Linked DNA regions of Mus musculus: region 1 is linked to region 2. A link is a loop called in an ENCODE intact Hi-C map of the cell type or tissue named here. Cell type or tissue: left cerebral cortex. All regions are shown on one strand. Links, peaks and the distances in the headings refer to the core of each region. The heading gives the core; the rest is flanking DNA.

Evidence for each region. A loop is a pair of places that touch in the nucleus more often than their neighbours do. Peaks named below come from ENCODE experiments on the same cell type or tissue, not always from the same donor. Only the 100,000 strongest peaks of a DNase experiment are listed, where the experiment ranks them.
Region 1: a loop joins it to region 2, with 4 times the contacts of the local background. A loop is called at or near these places in 3 of 42 quality-filtered maps.

The regions. Positions count from the first base shown.
Region 1 is chr10:23,791,999-23,800,339 of GRCm38, forward strand. It overlaps Slc18b1 (solute carrier family 18, subfamily B, member 1), which reads left to right and starts at 4,988. Exons shown (of 14, transcript NM_183116.2): 1 at 4,988-5,185; 2 at 6,748-6,887. The coding sequence starts at 5,143. In left cerebral cortex, for the core only: no CTCF peak of the experiment used is centred there; a DNase peak (open chromatin) is centred at 5,008; H3K4me3 peaks cover 1,204 bases; H3K27ac peaks cover 759 bases.
Region 2 is chr10:24,617,642-24,625,982 of GRCm38, forward strand. No RefSeq gene overlaps it. Among named protein-coding and RNA genes, the nearest start is that of Gm15270, 26 kb to the left of the region's middle. In left cerebral cortex, for the core only: CTCF peaks have their summits at 4,144 (motif pointing left), 5,114 (motif pointing left) and 7,649 (motif pointing left); DNase peaks (open chromatin) are centred at 4,145, 5,112 and 7,637.

The DNA.
Region 1 (8,341 bases), core at 191-8,190, 830 kb before region 2:
TTGAAACAGGGTTTCTCTGTGTCGTCCTGGCTGTCCTGGAACTCACTCTGTAGACCAGGCTGGCCTCGAACTCAGAAATCCGCCTGCCTCTGCCTCCCGAGTGCTGGGATTAGAGGCGTGCGCCACCACGCCCAGCTGGCCTTGGTGTTTTTGTCAAAGCAATAGATACTCTAAGTAAGATACACAGTTCAACTTCTATCAGTGTCAAAAAAGGAAGGGCTATAAAATAGATTAAGCAGAAGGATCTTTGATTTGGACTACAGACACACACACACACTTCCGTGACTAGAAGTATTTTCTGTGTAAGTGTGAGAGACTGAGTTTGAATCCTCAGAATTCTTGTAAAAGCCTGACACATACCGTAGATGCATGCAAGCCTGTCTTTTTGTGGGCAGGTAGGAAATGAGTGAGAGAGTTGGGAATCCCCAGCAGCTGAAGGGCCAGATGGTTGGTCCAGCAAAAAGCAGTGGGAACAAGAAAATGAGGATGTCTCTAATACAAGATGGTAGATGAGCACCACCTCCAGAGGCAATTATACTGCAGAGCAGGGCAACCTGAAATCACACATATGCGCGCACGCACGCACGCACGCACACACGCACGCACACACGCACGCACACACGCACGCATGGGGGTGGGGGAGGGGAGAGAGAGAGAGAACTAGTTTTTGAAGTTAAAAATAAGTAAAAAAAAAAATACATAAATAAACAGTTAGTAATGGTGCACACCTTTAATACCAGCACAGTCAGGAAGGAAGGAAGCATCTCTATGAGTTCGAGGCCAGCCTGGTCTACACAGTGAGTTCCAGGGCTACAGAGAGAAACCCTGTCTCAAAAACACCAGCAAATAAAAGGTTAAAAACTATTTTCAAAACATTGAAAAAGAAAATAGAGCTGGGTAGTGAAGCTAGGATAAGGTGCAAAAACAATGTTGTTATCTTTGGCCCATCTCAGAGGAGCTAGGATCCCGGCCCACTTTGTAGGCAGTCTTCCGCAGGTTATTCATAGTTCAGTGAAGATGCTACTAACACTGTCATATTGTGAAGATTAAATGAGTGGTGGCTTAAAATGCTTATTTACCTTGTGCAAAGATGTGTGGAAAGGGCTGGGAAACTGCTCTGAGGCAGAATGCTTGCACAGGGGGCTTGCATGAGGTCCTGCTTTGTATTGCTTAGCACCAAATAAAACTGGGAGTTATCTCAGCACTCAAAAGACAGAGGCAGTGTTGTCAGAAGTTGAAGGGCGTCCTCAGCTACATAGCAAGTTTCAGGCCAGCTTGAGTAGCACGAGACCTTGTATCCATGACAACAGAAGAATTTTAACGATCTAAAATGTGATGATAATTTGAATTATCAAATCAATGGGAAGTAGGTCTTCCCATCACTAACTGTACTTAAGACTGGAACTGAACTCAGTCCTGAGCCACGCGTGTTGACGCACACCTGGAATTCAGAACGTGGGAAGTCAAGGCAAGAGGATCAACTAGATCTAGGGGACAAAGCAAGTTTGCAAACAGCTTAGACCCTTTCTCAAGCAGACAACAAACAACAAAATCCCGGCCCTCAGTTATTTCAACAGTGAAATGGTAAGGAATTAAATGATCCGTCCTTACGGGCTTTCTTGGATCAGTTAGTTTTGCCTTATCTATTTCTTGGATCAGTTAGTTTTGCCTTATCTATTTCTTGGATCAGTTAGTTTTGCCTTGTCTATCGAGCGCTGCGGGTCTGTACTGTGCTATTTGCTATCACTGTTCTGGTTTCTAGTAGCTGTCACTGGTGCTAGCCTTCTTCTGTGTCCAGGTAGCAGAAGGTCTCTGCATTTGCAAATGGCAGGCTTTCTACTTTCAACGCTAGGAAAAGAAAGTGTGATCCTTGTAGGAAATGTGAAAAATGCTCTCCTAGGCACATAATTAAGCTAGTAAAAACAACAGATAAAGAGAATAAAAAAAGAACAGACCAAGTAGGAGGAGACATTACATACAAGAGATTACTAAAGCAAACACAAAATTCCATTAATTTCTTTGAAGAAATGAAAGGAGAATGACACTAAGCCCACATTTTGCAAGGGCCAAGAGATAACTTCCGACACATATTTCTATACTTAATAAAAACCCTTAAAAATAACCCAGAGGGCTGGTGAGATGGCTCAGTGGGTAAGAGCACCCGACTGCTCTTCCGAAGGTCATGAGTTCAAATCCCAGCAACCACATGGTGGCTCACAACCATCTCGTAACGAGATCTAACTCCCTCTTCTGGAGTGTCTGAAAACAGCTACAGTGTACTTACATATAATAAATAAATCTCTAAAAAAAAAAAAAAAGATAAAAAAAAATAACCCAGAAAGAAAGAAAACAAAAAGCGTTCACCACCAGATGGCTGATGCTTTATAGTGACTCATATGTAACATCAGAGGGAAAACCTCATGTGGATGAGAAATGGCACGGGAAGGGAAACTCAGATGTTGCAGAATGAAGAACCTCAGAAATGGCAAATATGAGAAGACATGTACAAAGCTGGTTTTCCTCTTAGTTAAGGAAATGCATGGGACTGGAGAGGGCTCATTGGTTAAAAACAGTGGCTTCTCTTTGAGAGGATCCAGGTTCAATTCCCAGCACCCACGTGGCAGCTCACAAGTGTCTGTAAGTCCAACTCTCGGGGATCAGACACCCTCACACAGACACACATGCAGCAAGACAAACTTACAACTGAGGGGCGATTCTTTGATTTGATTGATAGGTTTAGCCATGAGATATATGTCTCTTCCCATAATTTATCTAATTTTATTTATTTATTTTATATATATTTTATATGTATTTGCCACTATGTGTGTCTGTGTACCAAGTGCATGCAGAGACTAGAAGGGTCAGATCCCCCTGAAACTGTAGTTACAGCTGGTTGTAAGTCCTCTAGAAGAACAGCCAGTGCTCTTAACCACTAAACCATCTCTCCAGTCCAATGTATATATTTCAGTCAGGTACACCCTATTATGCAGAGGCATAAAGTGGTAAATAGGAAATTCCCCCCCTAAAGTTCTTTTGAGAACACAAGTTTGCCTAATTGTGCATGTATTCCAAACTATTCCTGGCTCAGGCCTTTACATAAACTGAGTATAGAAGAATAGAATCTGTCTAAGTTTGATGGCAAGGAAGGCAAGAAGAAACTTGCGCCATTGTTGGAAGAGGAGCATGTGTGCAGCTTAGTGAACATGGAGGTCCCAAGTTCACAAAATAATGTCAGGTATATCATTCAAAGAGCTGTGTGTGTAAAGTCCAAGCCAAGTTAAGCCTTGGGCTGCCGAGCTAGGAATGCTTTATTAAATTCTTAGTTAAATGAGCAAAATCTTGGAGTCATTTGGTCCAGTCCCCAAGAATCAGTAATACACAGACACAACACAGGAATACAAGTTTTAATAGTTTTAATTGCATTTATTTATTTATTTATTTATTTATTTTGGGGGGAAGGGCACAAGTGTCCCAGTGCTCGCTCGTGTGCAAGTTGAAGGACAGTGTGCAGTGTGGGAGAGTGGGTTCTCTCCATCTGCCATGTGCATCCCAGGAATCTAACTTGGGTCGCAGTGCTAAGCAGAAAGTACCCTTAGCTTTTTAGCCATCTTGCAGGCCCAAGGATATATTTAAAATGTGTGTGTATAATATATATAATAACATATATATATTATATACACATACATATATGCTAAGAGTGTAAGAATAGCTGCTGATTGCAGAGGGAAATAGATGTTAATATAAATGGAAAAATTAGTTCAAAGGTTGTAAATACAAAGTCAAGAAAAGTTCTGATAGAGTCCAAGAAAAGAAGAAAGAGAGAGGTATACGCATGTGTGTGTGTTGGGGGGGTGGGGGTGGGGGCGAGTAGGTCGAGGTTGGGTGAACCAACATCTGCAGTTAATGCCAGTCCAGAAAGTGAGTTTTTAAAAAGACAGAAAGGAAAAAAGAAAACCATAAAAGAAACAATTGGAGGAAAATCTTCTGTGGGTCGAGGTTGGGTCAAGGTTGGATCAGAATGAGAACACAGTGTAATATAATCGCAATTAGCAGTGGTGGGAATGGCCAGGTAGACCAGTGGTTAGCACTTACTGCTCATCCAGAGGACCCAGGTTCAGGTCCTGGCACCCGTGCTAATTGGCTCCTTTAACTCCACCTCCAGGGGATCCAACAGCTTCTTTGGAACCTACACTGGCATACACATACGTTTTTAAAATTATTTGTAAAGGTTTTTAGTAAGATTGAGCTGAAGAGGTTAGGCTTCCATAAATAGCCTGGAAGAACCTTTGCTCTAGCTAAGCCTGGCGTCTGGAGCGGTTCCCAAGTTCTTTGTCTCAGAACTACTTCTAGCCTGCCTGGAATTTCTATATAATCTTCAATATCTACAGTAATAGAGACTGTGCAAGATTCACTTTGCTGAAGTACAGTCCTTTCCCAACAATTCTATTGTAGACCCTAATGCATTAGAGTAAAATATTAATCGTCTCTGTCACCTCTGCTAGCAGGTCAGCATAACGGGCAGCATACAAAAGTTTCATTCATATTAAAATCACATCGACTGCAGGCGTGTGACTCAATCCTTCCCCTTGGCCTACATTTCCAAACTTAAACTTTTCCCGAATAATAAACAAGGAGAAGACAAAGTAAAAGCCAGGCTTGTGCTGGATACTTCTGTGTAGAGAGAAAGGGGCACTTGCCTACGCCTCTTGTCACTAAGGTATGCACAATCCGACTGACTAGGTCATATAAGCCTTAGTAAGCCTAGCTGTGAATATGGAAAAGCAAGACAACGACTACGACGATGACAAAAATGGACCTATCATTCAAAGACATAGCAAGTGAGCGATCAGTTTGCAAAGCAGCAGACACCTGCATCCACAGAAGGTTTCCACAGCCAGGCACACGAGCTTACTTTCTCCTCTTTATTTGGAGCCCACGATCAGCATGGGCGGAGACCACTGCTCCGCCCCTGCACGCCCAAGCTCCCGTGGGTCCCCGGTTCCAAGGATCAGCGAGGTTTCTTGTCCCGGCTCAAGTCTTCACCTCTGGACCGGAATGCGGAGTCCGATCCCCGCAGCTCGCCCGCTGCCACCGCACCTCGCCCGCTGAGCCTGGAGCGCCGGAAGACCCCGAGAGCGGCTCATGGACGAGGCGGGCTCCCCGGCTCCTGCAGGGACAGGAGGAGGTGACTGTTTTCAGCGCGTAGCTCGCCATGGGCTTAGGGCCTGTGTCTTTAGGATATAATGGCTTAGCTTGTTTTGTTGTTGTTGCTGCCGCTGCTGTTGTTGTTTCTGAGACCTTCAAGCAGGGTAGGGTCTGGCCTGACTGTGCGATCCCGGCCAGTATTTCTTTTCTCCTGTTTGGGGAATGCATACGGGTACTTCCCAAACCTCTGCTTTTTAAAGTAGGAGATTTCAGAATGCTTTCAAATTAATAACACCACATCATAAGGCCTAAAATGTTCTTTGGTGTTTTCTGGCGTTCCTCTTGTAACTTTCTCTCGTTTGAAGAAGGCTTCAACTCGGACATATCTATATGAAATGAGTTCATATGTGTGTGTGTGTGTGTGTGTGTATACATATGTATATGTGTATATGTGTGTGTGTGTGTGTGTGTGTGTGTGTGTGTGTGTGTATGTGTGTATGTGTATATGTAAGAAATTAATTATTTTTGTACCCCAACAGCAGTTTCCTCTCGTTTCTCTCCTCCCCTCTTCTCTGTCCTTCCCCCATCCATTCATCCTCTGTTTCTATTTAGAAAAAAGCAGGCATCCCATGGATATCAACCAAACATTTGACATATCAAGTTGCAGTAAGACTGGGCACCTCCCCTCAGATTAAGGCTGGATCGAGGCAACCCAGTATGCAAACTCAGGCGGTTTTCAAAGGATTCTTAAGACTTCCTTATTTTGCATAGATTTTTTTTTCCACCTGGCCTTTAATGGCTACCTCTGGAAAAATAGATTAAATAATAATTATTCTCCTCTTCCTCTCCCTCCTCTTCCTCTTCCTCTTCCTCTTCCTCTTCCTCTTCCTCCTCCTCCTCCTCCTCCTCCTCCTCCTCCTCCTCCTCTTCTTCTTCTTCCTCCTCCCCCTCCTCCTTCTTTGTTCCCCCTCAGAATCATTTAATTTAGAAATGGCTGAGGAATCTGCTTGGACATTTGAAACTCAGTGATTGCTTGGTTCTTTGACAGTTTAAACAGGGATAAAAGTGTGAAATGAGTTGATTTAAAAGACCACTAGTCAGTGTGGGCAGTGACCAGATTTACATATTTGTGAGAATGGACTTTGCAGAGTGTTAAGTTGGTGAACTTAGAACCAGAAGAGAGCTGGCACAACCAGTTTGCTCTGGTCAAGAGCTAGCATTTCCTGTTTAAACACTTAGGCTCTGACTGAGTCTGTGTGGCATATGAAGCTAGTAGCTTAAGACTATATTTCTTTAAAGCCTGGTGCCCTTGGCAACTAACCCTGGTGTTCATCATTGAGGGGGTTTCTGAAAGAAGCAGTCGAAATGGCTTAATATTTTCCATGTTGAAATTCTAACGGAAGAGTCTCCATATGAAAATGTTTCAAATTTGCAGTGTTATTCCACATCTGATTTCTGTTTGGTTATAACTATTATATTTAGAATAGTCTTTTATCTCAACAACTGTTCTCTGAGTCTGTTAACTCCGTGTAAAATACCACTCGTGTGTTTTACCCAGAATCCCAGTTACACCCTTGTAATAGCAATGCGTTTGCATTCAAGGTGATGACCCTGGAGGAAGTACAAGAGAGACATCCCGGCGACTGTCAAGAGAACAGATTTTTGTGCTGGTATCAGCAGCAAGCATGAACTTGGGTTGCATGATGACCTATTCCATCCTTGGACCATTTTTCCCTAAGGAGGTAAGACATTTTTATACTGCACAAACTCTAATTTTTAGAAAGCCCTTCAGCTATATAATTTTAGAGATTATAAAATATAAGAATTTTATAATGAGGGGGCGTGGCTCAGGAGGTAAGAGTGTGTCCTGTTCTTCCAGATAACCTGAGTTCAGTTCCCAGCATCCATGTCAGGCCACTCATATCATCTTTAACTCTAGTTTGAGAGGGATTTGGTGCCCTTTGACCTCCATGGACACCATTGCTCGCATGTAAATATCTCCACACACATATACATATACACATAATTAAAAATTTTTAAAAATCTTTAAAATAAATAAAATATAAAAATGTATCTATGGTTTGGTTAACATGTGTGTGTGTGTGTGTTGTATGACAGTTGTAATGTGTGTGTGTGTGTGTGTGTATGTGTGTGTGTGTGTATGTGTGTGTGTGTGTGTGTGTGTGTGTGTTGGGGGGGAATTGTTAGCCCATGTGTGCACAGAGGTCATAGATCAATGTTGGGCTTCTTCATCAAGGCATCATCTCTCACTGCCCCTGAAGCTACCAGTTTAGCTGGACTGGCTGGCCAGCAGCCCCCCACCCCCATCCCCGAATCCTCCTGTCTTCATCTCTTAGTGCTAGTGTTACAGATGTGTGCCAATAAGCTCAGCTTTTTATACCGGTGCTGGGATCCAACTCAGGTTGTCCTGGTTACACAAAAAGCACATTACCTACTGAATCACCCTCCTCCACACACAGCAAGACAATATTTCTTAGTGTCTAATATGTATTTTAAAAAAAAAAAAAGTCAGACCATCTTTTTGCTGGGTAATTCACCTAAAATATATTTGAGACTTTCTAAGTATTATTTCTTTTACCATGTAGCCTGATTAATCTTTATTTGAAGTCTATAGCTAAAAAAGGGGTTGAATCACTAAATGATCAGGGTGCCAATTCTGTCTTCTGGTGTTGGGCATAATGACTTAGGCAGTTTTAGCCAAGTATAATGGCTCATGACTTTACTCAGCGCACGCAGGAGGCAGAAGCAAGCAGGGATCTTCTAGAAGTGTTGAGGCCAGCCTGGTCTATAAGTGAATTCCAGGCAGCCAGGGCCATAAAGTGAGACTTTGTCTCCAAAGAGGGTTGGGGAAGGTGAGAAGGGGGTATAGTTGTGGCCCAGGAAATTCAGTCTGAATTTGTTAAGAACTCCGGAAGCAATGTTTGCACAAAGGAAGGATTCTGATGAACGTTGCCAGGCTCCCTCTAACCTTTGCCCTCTCCATGGTGTGAGGAACGGCAGCTGTGACATAAAGGTTAGACTGGAGTATGGAGTCCATGCACACAATATGGATTGAAGAGAGCTCATTGTGTCCAAATGTTTATTCTGTGCATCTTGCCAAAGTTCTAGGTCCACAGCCCACTGACAACTTCTCAAAGCTCTTAAACTGCCTGGATAGCCTGTAACCCTTCCCTCT
Region 2 (8,341 bases), core at 273-8,272:
TGATATGAAACTTTTTCAAATTACATCAATAAAAATCATGAGAATGTTCTCAGCAAGGTGAGTTTTCCTCATGGAAACCAATATTACTCAGCCTTACTATGGCTTTCCCGACATTTCAGTGACTCGAGAAACATTTACTTCCACACATTTGCCTATTAGCTGGGTTTCTGTTACTAGCGTTGTGTTCTGGGTTACTTCTCACTCCGGATACCAGTGTAAACACAACATTCTTCTAGACACCGATGTGAGAGCAAGAACACCATTGTCAATCTCGCTAATACTTGGGCGGGGCATCGTTGGGTTCCCATTGGCCGAAGCAAGTCACATGGCCAAGCAGGTATAGAGTGTAGTTTGCAGAAACAGATCTCTGCAAGTCCCATGACAATGTGTGGGTGATGCTTGATGCTCTCGTCAGGCAGGGAATGAAGACTTGGGAACAGTAATTTAATCTACCAATTAGTGAAACCACCTTCAGTATATCTTTCCACCAGCTGATGAAATATTTATACGGTTGTCTTAGTTTCGCTTCTCTTACTGTGACTAAATAATACAGACAAAAGCATCGTAAAGGGTTTCGGTTTACAGTTCCTTAGGTGATAACTCCAGGAGGGAAGGCACGGTGGCGGGAGCATAACTGGTTGACACATTACAGTAGTAGTCAGGAAGTGGAGCGAGAACAGGAAATGAAGTCCAGGATATGAAACCTCAAAGCCCGCCCCCGTGAGGTATTTCCTTCGGCAAAGCTGAACGTTTTGTAACCTCGCAGATGCTTTGTAACTTTTCGAAGCAGCACCACCAGCTAGGGATGCAGGAATTCGAACTTATTTGCCACTTAAACCACAGCAGGTACGGCGTTCCGAAGCTTCTTGCACATTTTAATTTCTGAATTAAATCCTTCATTCTGAATTCGATCCCATCGCTCTCTTCAGGCTCATTCTCCCACTGCATGAGTATCTGTATCTTTAAAACATCATCAGTCTCCTGGGGACCAGACAGATTTGCCATCTCCTGTAACCATTCCAGTAATATTTGCATATTCAAATAAAGGAAAGGGTTGATGGGACAACATTCTCACTGCCAGCCAAATTACCGTGCCCAGCAATAGCCCACTGACTCTCTCCAGAGTACTTCCCTGTCTACCAGGTAGAATCCCCTACCCACCGGAAGGAAGAGCCAATTTTAAGATGGGTGGGAATGTCTTCAGGATTGGGACCTAAGGCAGCCTTGCATATTCTTATAACGGAGGTTCCCCTCTACATCATTTAAAACATTAAAACAGACCAACTTCCCGCATCAAATTCTGCCTTTGGCTGGGTTTGGGTTTTTTTGTTTGTTTGTTTGTTTGTTTGTTTGTTTGTTTGTAAGGATATTGTCCTCGTTAGGGTTACTACTGCTGTGATGAAACACCATGACCAAAAATTAAGTTGGGGAGGGAAGAATTTATTTGGCTTACACTTCCAGATCTCAGTACATCATTGGAGGAAGTCAGGACAGGCATCCATTCAGGGCAGGAACGTGGAAGCAGGAGCTGACGACCTTTGGATGGTGCTAGACATGTAATTTCTGTTTCTTTGCAAGGTGCATGTCTGGCATACATTTGCCTCACTTAGAATAGTTCCTGGATCAAACATCCTTTGAGCTTCAATGTCTTCTGGGGAGTACACAGGTGCTAGAGCCTATGAACTCTTCAGAGGCCCACACAGGGGTCTGTATGTGGGCATGCACCCCCCCCCAAACACACACACACGCGCACATGCGCACACACACACCCCTATGTAAACCTGTGGGGGGGGGGTCAAATAATATAAGAAAATGAGAAAGTTGAAAAATGAATTCTTCCTTCAGTAACAGACTACAATGTGGAAGTATAAGCCGAATAAACCCTTTCCTCCCCAACTTGCTTCTTAGTCATGGTGTTTTGTTACAGCAATAGAAACCTGAACTAAGACAAAACCCAAGTGTTAACTGAGGGGGGAGGGGACTCGGGGGTCTGAGTTATGAGATGGGTGTGGAGGGGGACCCCTGGGAAGAGTGGGAGCCAGCTGTTGCCATCACAGCTCACTCTCTCTGATTCTCCAGAGGGCTCTGGCTCTCGGCTCAGATCTTAGCTCAAATCTCTATTCACTGAGTGGCCCCAAGGCTTCCTCCCTCACACATCTAACCAAATTTCCAGTATTAATTATTTTGAAACATATAAAAATATCAAGAAGTGCATGCTGTTTATATGCCAAAATAATAATATTGTGTTAAATAAAACCTATCACTAGCATGTGGTATATAGCATTAACATATTAAAATATATTATTAGTGATAATCTATATGAAAAACAAATAAATTTATGTAAGTTTCTATATAAATTAATATACATACATCATAAACAAATAAATTTATGTAAGTTTCTATATAAATTAATATACATACATCATAAACAAATAAATTTATGTAAGTTTCTATATAAATTAATATATCATAAATCGTTGTTATTAATTTTACCTATTTCTCTCTTTTTAAATGACACTCCTGAAAGTTTTGAATTGCACACCTCACACTTCCGTTGGGCAGTGGCGCTCTATTTCAAGTCGGTGTGTGTAATCACATCCATGTTTAGCACAAACTATTTTTTTGTGATGTGTAAAGTATTTGATAACCACTTTTCACTTCTCACCACCTCTAGAACACCTTGCTGCATCGGAAGCTATCTAGCCATGTCCTCATACGTACTGAAAAATGGGAGCCCTTATTTGCTAGACAAACCCGATTCCCTAGCAAATCATATGTTTTGGGTCATTTTCATTAGCTCTTATGCTCAGATCCTGACTTGGGCATGCACGAAGGCTCTCGCGTAGAGACCAGATGAAGAGGCGCCTAGGAGCTCTCTGTTCTGAACGGAATGTGCTCCTTCTAGATGAGGTATTAGTGGATGGTTGAATGTCAATGCTATCTGTGAGTTAGTCTGTTACATGGGCTTAGGGTCAACCAATAAATACTATTTTTTGGAGGTGACTGTATAATTGACAAGTCTTAAACTGGCCATAGATTGCTTCCAAGCAACGGAGGCCAAACACACTGATGGGACTCACTGCACTTAGAGAGCAGGGATTAATAAATTCCCAAAATAGACTTTCTTATAGGAAACTTCCCCATAAATGTTAGCTTTTGAAGTTCAGCTCCAACATAGCAAATCTGGACTCCTCATAGCTCAGGGATAATATTAAATGTGCGCCTGCATGGACTGGCAGGAGGGTTAACTCATTTCACACATTTCCAGAACTGTAGAGTAGAGTCAAGGGCACCAATATGCTTTGCATGGTAAAAGCTGTGTAAAGACAAACATCACCATCAGCGCCACTGCTCAGAGAGGAGGAGGAAAAGAATCAGAAATAAAACAACACTCCGTCATCTGAAGATGTTTCTGGAACATCTGTGTTATCATTTTAAACTTGCCTCGGCAGAGCTGTCTTCAGAGAAGTTGTATGAAGAACTCAGCAATGAGAGCATACCTACTTGGAAAGTCTCACACGCACTCTAGACATAATTCTCAGGACTCAAACTAATTGAATAATTGACATACTGTTTTGTCCTCCATGTAAAAAGAAATCTAATTTGATTCTACTTACTATTTTCATTTCTTAAAGAATTAACTAGCTCTCTCAAATCTCAGAAAATTCTGTAGACCTGGAAAAAAAAATGTAACATCCATGGGTACTGTATCCAGAGATACATCTAACTGTGTGCCACGACCTGGGGTCCAAAGTCACGGTGGTACTGCCACCAGTCAATTATCTTTTATCAACTTGTAGAATTCTTCGGGATAAGTCGTTTTCCTGCTGGGCTCCATTGCTGCCTGTGTATGGAACCATTGCAAAATGGTGAGGCATTGTATCCATTACTGTTTTTAATTAGATATTATTGATGGAGGAAGGTTCATATTCACCAAAATATTTGAACTCTAAACTCTTGGTTGGCTGGAGCCAAAAGGTGATGTAGACACGGAATACAATGGCCAGAAATCTGATTGAACTAAGAAGTGTAACCTTGCTGTCCAAATGAGGCTACCTCCAAGGAGGAAAGAGAAATACCAAATTCTGTACCCCGAAGCCAGGAGGACCCGTGTTCGACAGTGCCACCAAGTGGCAGAAACTGGCATAGCAGCCCTGAAGGACTTTCAGGTTCTTTCCGCTGGCTCTTGGGAAAAAGGGGTTGACCCCCTCTGTAAGGAACAATTTGACCACGTTCTCGAATGATTTGCAGGCGAGGGCAAGGCCACCCAAAGGAGGTGCCGAAATAGCTTAGCATATACAAACTGACTAAAGTAACTAAATCAAGGCAAGTGACCATACTTGAACAGTAAAAACTTGTGATATGGGCCATGCCTAAAATAGATTATTTGCTTCTGCCACAAGAATAAATATTCTTTAAAAATCTATTGCTGAGCCTTCAGTAATAATGGGAATTTCTGCAGCACCTTGAAATCATGAAAAAATGAACACCTTCAGCTGTGTGGACCACAGGCATCCCTGGAAGGGAGACTTCTGCTGTCAGCAACCAGGGTCCTGGGTCGTAGCACTCTTGTGAGCAGAGCATAGGAAATTGTAAGTGTAAGAGGTAAAGTTGAAACTCCGTCCTCCGTACCACGGCCAGTCTTCCCGTAAACCAGGACTCCAACGTTACCACATCTTCATGGAAAGAATGAGCTACAATATCTACTCCACGAGTCCAAGAAGAAAAATTATTTAGTCTGGATGGGGGAGGGGGGCTGTAATCATGGTTCTTCCCACAAAAGCAGTTTGAGGTTTGACATAGTCCTACCTATGTAGTCTGAGAAATACAAGCCGAAGGATTAATATAAAACGATTTTAGGACTTAAAAACTCTATAATCTCCAGGCCACTTGGCTTAAAGCAATGTGGAAAGATTTTTGGAAAAGTGTATTTGCAAGCCAGGCTGCAGAGAATTTCTGTGGACAAGGCCCAAGATACGTTCACAACTTGAGACTACAAAACATTGAAGAAATGGCTTAGCAGTTAAAAGCATTATGCTGTTTATTCCGAGGAACCCAGTGAGATTTTCCCTGTATCCACATGGTGGCGCACAACCATCTGGCCCTCCAGTTCCGTGGATTCCACCGCCCTCTTCTGGGCTCTTTGGGTACTACATGAACATGCATCTAAGCGGGACATTCATACTTGTAAAATAAAAATAATAGATCTTTTCCAAAACACATATTAAGTAATTCTCGATCACACCATCTAAGAAGGACAGACAGCAATACTGTACCTGGCAAGATTAACAAAAGGAAAAACAGGACATCAATTAGAGATGAGAGTAGGTGAGGAATATTGTCAGTCTTCTACAGAAATGCCAAGCAATTTGTTATGGCTCCCCTGAGCGTTCTGTTGGGAGTTTTCTGAAGCATATGGAGACTCAGGGGCTCATAATGGTTCAGTGGTGAAGCTTGCCAAGGCTCTACAGTGTCCCTTTCCTGCTAGAAAAGAATATGCCCATTTGCCTTAAATCTGTCTGACTTCCCCGGCAAATGAAAATTATCCACATAGCCCAAAATAACAACAGGAAGACACAGTATGTATATAACCACAGCAACAACAGCAAGACATGGTGTGTATATTTGTGTCTCTATCTACCCTACTCTGCTGTGAATCTTCCACTGTTCCTGGTCTGAAAGAGGGGTTCAGTGGATTCTTAACAAGCGACTGCTTGGTCATCTTTCCCAAAACAAAAGTTGTTTTGGGATCGTTAGCAGAACGAACAGTTCCAGTTAGGAACGGGAGCTGGAGAGACGCATCAATGACCGCACCCCAGCCTTGCAGGGCCAAGCCAGTAGGACAAGGAGGGCGGCTGATGAGAGAGTTAACAGCCAAGCATCTCAGAAACCGCCTCAAGACCCACTGTTTTTACTCACAGGATATTGTCCCCTCCAGATTCATTGCCTGCCCCACCTTGATATTTCTCACTTCCAACTAAGTTTCAAGCCTCCTTTCTTCCAGTTTCAAACCAAAATAACCCCCTCTCCGCAACCCCCCCACCCAAGAGATATCTTTCCAAACATGGGTTTATGAGGAAGCTTACAGACCTGGGCTGCAGTCTGTCAAGGGCACCTTTGATGGGGACCAGAGATCAAACAGCCCACTATTCTCTTGGGAGTGCTGGCAAAGAGACAACCACTTCAAATAGACGGAACTGGGTCTCCACAGACTTGCCTGCCCTGCTTCAGCATGTCCCACATCTGAATCTTTATCCATCAATCATGGTCCTGTCTGGTCGAACAAGGAAGGAACTTTCGAAAGACTCAGACTATCCCTCGTGAAGGGCAGCATTCCTCTCTGCGGTCTTTCCCACCACCGTGCATTACTTTAGTTTCCCCCTTTTATTGGAACTCAAGATGCAGACGGACAAAGTTAAAGGCTCATACTGTGTGGCAAGATCAGATTGCTCAGACGGCAGTGCTCAAAGGCTACAGAGACAGTAGTTCCATAGAGAAAATGGCACTGCAGCCAGATTTTGAAGAAAATGGACGACTGCAGAGGGGTGGGGACAGAGGAGACATGCACCAACAAGATGATTGAAAATGAAAATTAAGAGCAATAAGTTGGCTGGAATCAAATGGTAGAATATATCACAACTGTGAAATTATCCTGCAGCAGTGAACCAAAGCCACAGACATTTAGTGAGCATTTCATAGGTGCCAAGACCTACCATGGCCACTAAGGTCGCTGCACTGTTGCCAGCCATGGGGCTCAAGGCCCTCCAAGAACACATAGCTCTGTGTATAGTCACTCAGCCTATAAGAAAGACACACATGAACTGAGAGTATTTGACCTTGTGACATAAGAAAAAGATTGGGAGAGCCAGAGGGAAGGGAAGAAGAAGTGATTGTGAGATTATATTCAGTGTCACTAAAGGTTTGGACTGGACTTTGTGGAACGAGTTAATGGGAGGCTTGTACATTTGTAGAAAGCTTCCCCCAGGGAAGGGACATTGCTAAGGGAGCGTGGCTCAGCAGAGCATTTCATAGACTGTTAAAGAAGGGGGAAATATCGTCTGCAGCAGTAAAATGTTATCTAGTGGCAGGGTTTCCACAGTAGCCAGTTTCCGACTGGCTACCTGAAGGCGATCAAAGCTTGCAGCACCCACCGGATGCTTTTTATCAGTTGTCCCCGTTTACCTGGATAGACTGACTAATGCAACACGCTTTGGGTTGAATGCGTTAATCTGAGGTGAAATTAAGGAGTGTGAGGAATCTAAACACCTAAGCAGAGGTAAATAGCAACAACTGTAGACTCGTTCTTCCAATAAGATGATAATCCAAAACAGAGATTGTATTCAACGTGCCCAAATGTGACTGTGCTGAGAGAGGTGGCATTAGGAAGTGACTCCAGACAGCAAGCTCAGATTCATCTCTAGTATAAATCTGTTTATGCTCAAGTAATAAACGAGCAGGTAGCTTGATATCCAAATCCAAATCTCTAATCAGATGCGCAGAATATTCAGCATGATCCTGGAGCTAGCTTCAGGAAACCCGACTCTTAAACCGCCCCCCCCCCTCCCTTTTCCCGGAAGTTCTTCACTTCTGTGCCTGTTGCTGCAGTTCTCACAGTCACATACCGCCACCTGCTGGGCGAAAGTCGTAGCGCAGAAGGACAAAGTATCTGCAAGAACAACAGAATCCTAAGCATCTATGGCTTCCAGGCCTTTGTCCTCTTCTGTGTCACTACGAACACAAAGTCTGACGTATTAGCAAATATTCCTGGTGGTTGCCGAATCCACTGACGGTCCTACTAAACACTTTCACGTGCGTGTTGAGTCCATCGACAAGCCCAGACGTCATTGACGCTCGAGATACAAAGAAAGCCGGCCTCCCTGTGTGAGTCGTCCTCGCTGAGAGTCCCTCAGTAGATGCTCAGAAATGAGGCTCTAGGTCTTTGGATAAGCAATTCTTGTTTCCCAAGCAACTTATGTGGCGCCTGTGTGTCTGGTTCACGAACATACAAGCTTCAAATGGCCCTAAGATTGCCTAAGCCAACCATATTGAAGGCTGGTACTTCACAAATACTACAAATATTACAAAGGTCCCATAATATCCACTGTATTTTAGCAATCACGCGAGAGAGGAATTTTTGGCAAAATGATTACAGGTTTTTCACTTCTGCATCAAATATAACTGTAAGGGCCACCTAGAATTTACTACCATTTATCTTCCTCAGGATGAGAACTTTAGAGTATGGAGGGAAAAACAAAATCAAACCCCAAAGAACACACAGCAATCATCGCAAAAGCAATTATTAATATTATCACTGATTTTCATATAATTACAATGTAAAATG